Linked DNA regions of Homo sapiens: region 2 is linked to region 1. Evidence: read pairs that join two places in POLR2A ChIA-PET (ENCODE). Cell type or tissue: OCI-LY7. All regions are shown on one strand.

Region 1 (2,500 bases):
GTCAGGGTAGGCCAGGCACGGTGGCTCATGCCTGTAATCCCAGCACTTTGGGAGGCCGAGGCAGGCAGTTCATGAGGTCAGGAGTTCGAGACCGGCCTGGCCAACATGGTGAAACTCCGTCTCTACTAAAAATACAAAAAATTAGCTGGGCATGGTTGCGCATGCCTGTAATCCCAGCTACTCGGGAGGCTGAGGCAGGAGAATTGCTTGAACCCAGGAGGCAGAGGTTGCAGTGAGCCGAGATCACGCCATTGCACTCCAGCCTGGGCGACAGAGCAAGACTCTGTCTCAATTTAAAAACAAAAAAACAAGAGTCAGAGTCTTGCTCTGTCACCAAGGCTGGAGTGCAGTGGCACAATCACGGCTCACTGCAGCCTTGAACTCATGGGCTCAAACAGATCCTCCCATCTCAGTCTCACCAGTAGCTGGGACTACAGGCACAGCTACCACCTGGCCTGCCTAATTTTTAATTTAAATACATTTCTTATGCTTAATCTGTGATAATACAGACTGAGTAGCTCTTATTCAAAAGTTCTGAAACTAGAAGTATTTAGAATTTTAGAATTTTTTTTTTTTTTTTTTTTTTTTGAGGTGGAGTTTCGCTCTTGTTGCCCAGGCCGGAGTGCAATGGTGCGATCTCGGCTCTTCAACCTCTGCCTCCCGGGTTCAAGCAATTCCCCCGCCTCAGCCTCCCGAGTAGCTGGGACTACAGGCGCCCACCACCACGCCAGGCTAATTTTTTTGTATTTTAGTAAAAGACGGGGTTTCAATGTTGGCTGGGATGGTCTCAATCTCCTGACCTCGTGATCTGCCTACCTCAGCCTCCCAAAGTGCTGGGATTACAGGTGTGAGCCACAGCACCCAGCCTAGAATTTTAGAGTTTTTCAGATTTGAATACTTGCAGCACACATACTGAGTATCCCTAATCTGAAAACCTGAAATCCTCTAATTTTGGATTAGGGATGTCCAACCTGTAGCATTAAAATTGTAACAGAATAAAACTCTGTTAGACTATAATAACCTACTACATTAGAATTTTATATAAAATAACCTTGCAAAATGCAGCATTACATGGGAATTAGTCTGTTAGAAGCACAAAAAACAAAAATTTTAAACCACTTCACTAATATCACCTATAATATAGTCTCACAACTTGGTCTACTTATGGCAATCCTGTCTTCCCAAATCTAATAACATATCTTAATAACTTCACATTTCACCTATCTCCTCTACAAGCTTCTTAGCAATCCCCCTAAATGCTATGTTTTTTCGTATCTCTGTACAAGTAATTTCCTCTACATACAGAATGATGCCCTTCTCTGCCTTTTCTTCATCTAATCCTCTTTTAAGACCAACTTCTTGGGCTGGGCGCAGTGGCTCACACCTATAATCCCAGCATTTTTGGAGGCCGAGGCTGGTGGATCACGAGGTCAGGAGATCAAGACCATCCTGGCTAACACAGTGAAACCCCGTCTCTACTAAAAATAAAAAAATTAGCCAGGCGTGGTGGCAGGCGCTTGTAGTCCCAGCTACTCAGGAGGCTGAGGCAGGAGAATGGCGTGACCCCAGGAGGCAGATCTTGCCGTGAGCCGAGATCGCACCACTGCACTCCAGCCTGGGTGACAGAGCTAGACTCCACCTCAAAAGAAAAAAAAAAAAAAAAGACCAACTTCTTGTATCACTGTTTCAGTGATGCTTTCTGACCCTGCCCCCCACTCCTCCTTGAACTTACATAATATTCATTGCTCTAGAGACTTTTTAAATTTTACCTAAGTTCTACTTAAATGTATGATTCCTCCAGTAGGCCATAAGGTACTTAATATACAGCAGGCCTTATTTACATCTCTAATTACAGCTAGCGTCAAGTGCTGGGAGTTGGAATAATGGAGGCTATTTTTTAAAGTTTCAGGAAGAAGCATCTTAACTCAAGAAATAAAGTAGTTGCCCTAAGTTGAAGGCAGATTCATAATTAAATGAACTGAACTATTTGTTACTCCACTCCTTTGGTACTGTCACATAGCCCACAAGCATGGAAATGATCTGAACCAATGCAAAGAAATAGTCTCACCTTGCTTATACCTAAAAGCCCACTACAATAAATGCAAAAAAAACTTAAAGGTTTTACTGTGAGGATAAGAACTCAATGAGAAAAGCCCAAGTCACTAATTCATTACTTAGTCAAGCTTTGAGCAAATGTAAATATAATTATGACCTCACACTCAAATAAAATTCATTTAGAATGATTTTCACATGTAAATATTTCATTTTTCTTAGATGTCTAACTTCAACAGAAATTCCACTTCAGAAAACAGAGCAATAATGGAAACTTCTAAGTTTCACTGCAAACATGCAAAAATAGGCATCACAACACCCAATGTACACTCAGCAGTATTTAACCGCTCAGCTCAATATACGGATATATTAAAAACCAAACTTGATTCTTGCTGACGGCATGTCAAAGTAGCTGATGCAAGACAAATACATGCTGATTGTTCTTGGC
Region 2 (2,500 bases), 280 kb before region 1:
CCTCCACCTCCCGGGTTCAAGCGATTCTCTTTGCCTCAGCCTCCCGAGCAGCTGGGATTACAGGCACCCACTACCATGCCCAGCTACTTTTTTTGTATTTTTAGTGAGACGGGGTTTCGCCATGTTGGTCAGTCTGGTCTCAAACTCCTGACCTCAGGTAATCCGCCCACCTCAGCCTCCCACAGTGCTGGGATTACGGGCGTGAGCTACCGCGCCCGGCCAAGGGTAAGTTTTTAAAATATCCCTTATGAAATTTCCTTCCTTTTCTAACTCCTACAACACTGTTTGTCTACTTCCCGTGATCCTTACAAGTTTTCACACTATGGTATACTTTTTTATGTAAAAGACTACAAGCTTCTGGAAGCAAGGTATGCATTTGATTCTGTTCTGTATTCCCCAAACAATACCTAGAACAGAGTACATGCTCAATAATGAATGGATGAAACTATTTATCTGCCTATTTAAGTAACAATGTGTATCTCAATTTGATGGGGCCATGATACCGACAAGGTCCCTTAGATTTGGAAAATTAAAAGGCTAACAGAGTCAGAAAAAAGTCTCTCTAATATTACATCTGAATCAGAAATAACATGAACTCACGGTTCTTTTTAAACATATTTCTTAGTTCTGTCCACTGAAAGGGTCTAGAAGCAATGACAACCCATGGCAATGATTTTAGTTTCTAAATACCATTCCTTACTAAAAAGAACCAGAGCCTTGGAGAAATGGCTGATTCCTGATCACCTTATGGAAATATAAGGTGAGTCTGGGACATCTTGTTGTGCCAAAAAAGCCAAGGGAAAACAAACAAACAAACAAAAAAAACAGTGATGGGGTCATGTCAAAATGAAACAGGAGGAGCTACCTAGAAAAAGTTATCAGTAGCCAAACCTGAGACAATCTGAGCATTAGCAAAGACTGTAATTGATTGTTAACACTGAATAAATAAAAGTCCAGGAGAGTATGGTGATATAAAAAAGGAAGGAAGAAAAATGGGGGCAGCCTGTGGGAGTGGCAATTTAAAAACTACAATTCTGGCACGGTGGCTCACGCCTGTAATCGTAGCACTTTGGGAGGCCAAGGCAGGCAGATCACTTGAGGTCAGGAGTTTGAGACCAGTCTGGCCAACATAGCAAAATCCTGTCTCTAATAAAAATACAAAAATTAGCCAGGCATGGTGGCAGGTGCCTGTAATCCCAGTTACTCAGGAGGCTGAGGCAGGAGAATTGCTTGAATCCAGGAGGCAGAGGCTGCAGTGAGCTGAGATCACGCCACTGCACTCCAGCCCGGGCAACAGAGCGAGACTCCACCTCAATAAATAAATAAATATATACATACACACATACATTCATACTACAATTTTGGCCCAGCATGGTGGCTCACGCCTGTAATCCCAGCACTTTGGGAGGCCGAGGTGGGCGAATCTCCTGAGGTCAGGAGTTCAAGACCAGCCTGGCCAACATGGCAAAACCCTGTCTCTACTAAAAATATGAAAATTAGCCGGGCGTGGTGGTATGCACCTGTAGTTCCAGCTACTCAGGAGGCTGAGGCAGGAGAATCACTTGAACCCAGGAGGTGGAGGTTGCAGTGAACTGAAATTGCACCACTGCACTCCAGCCTGGGCAACAGAGTGAGACTCTGTTTAAAATAATAAAATAAAAAATCTACAATTTTGCAACCCCTATTGTAATAACCGATTTCAGGATCAGGATAATGAAACCAATGAGTGAAAGGCTGTAATGAAACAGGGTATTTACAAGGTGCCAAAATAGTGTCCCATAGATTCCTCTCTAATAGCAGAAGAGAAAATTTTACCTTCATTATGGAGAGATCTGGCTGCGCCAAGGAATCAAAGTTAGCATTGCTCATAACGGGATAACCCGTCATTAAGTGCCTCCTGATATGACTCAATGTGAACTGCACTTCACCTATGATGAAGCATTCTCGTCAAAATGTTTAACCTGGATGCATCTCAATTAACTTCCAGTTTACAGGAAGTAGAGGAGCTAGAGAAACCAGTTAAATGACACCACGAGGAAATAATGAATGCACAAGGTTACACATCCTACAAGACAACCAGAGCTGGTCTCTTCAAACAAGTTAATGCAGGCAAAGGAAGGAAAAGGGTAAAGGAACTGTTCTTAAAAAAGAGTACAAGAAACATAACCAAATACAAAGGATGTACTTTGTTTGGATCCTGTTTTGTCGGTTTGTTTGTTTTAAAGAAGTGAGAGTGGTATCAAAGACATTCTTGAGACAATTAGGAAAATTTAGATTTAATTGATGCTTGATATTATATTATGGAATTACTTTAATTTTCTTAGATGTGAAAACAGTATTGTGGTTACACATGCATAAAGTATATGTGATTATATATAATGTGGTTGTATACACGGAGATATGGTTGTGTGTATGCATGTAATGGTTTGAGACAAAGAGAGAGAAACTATCCTTATTTTAGGAGATACATGCTGAAAACTTAGGGGTTAAGTATTATGAT

What was found. ChIA-PET counts read pairs that join two places held together with the same protein. Peaks named below come from ENCODE experiments on the same cell type or tissue, not always from the same donor. Only the 100,000 strongest peaks of a DNase experiment are listed, where the experiment ranks them.
Region 2: POLR2A ChIA-PET joins it to region 1 with 8 read pairs; 6 of 35 experiments call an interaction of 5 or more read pairs at or near these places.

Annotation. Positions count from the first base shown.
Region 1 is chr5:172,269,787-172,272,286 of GRCh38, forward strand. The region is part of intron 1 of UBTD2 (ubiquitin domain containing 2); the gene reads right to left. Among named protein-coding and RNA genes, the nearest start is that of UBTD2, 13 kb to the right of the region's middle. In OCI-LY7, no CTCF peak of the experiment used is centred here; no DNase peak of the experiment used is centred here.
Region 2 is chr5:171,987,532-171,990,031 of GRCh38, forward strand. The region is part of intron 1 of FBXW11 (F-box and WD repeat domain containing 11); the gene reads right to left. Among named protein-coding and RNA genes, the nearest start is that of FBXW11, 18 kb to the right of the region's middle. RefSeq lists a silencer at 1,970-2,109. In OCI-LY7, no CTCF peak of the experiment used is centred here; no DNase peak of the experiment used is centred here; H3K4me3 peaks cover 407 bases; H3K27ac peaks cover 463 bases.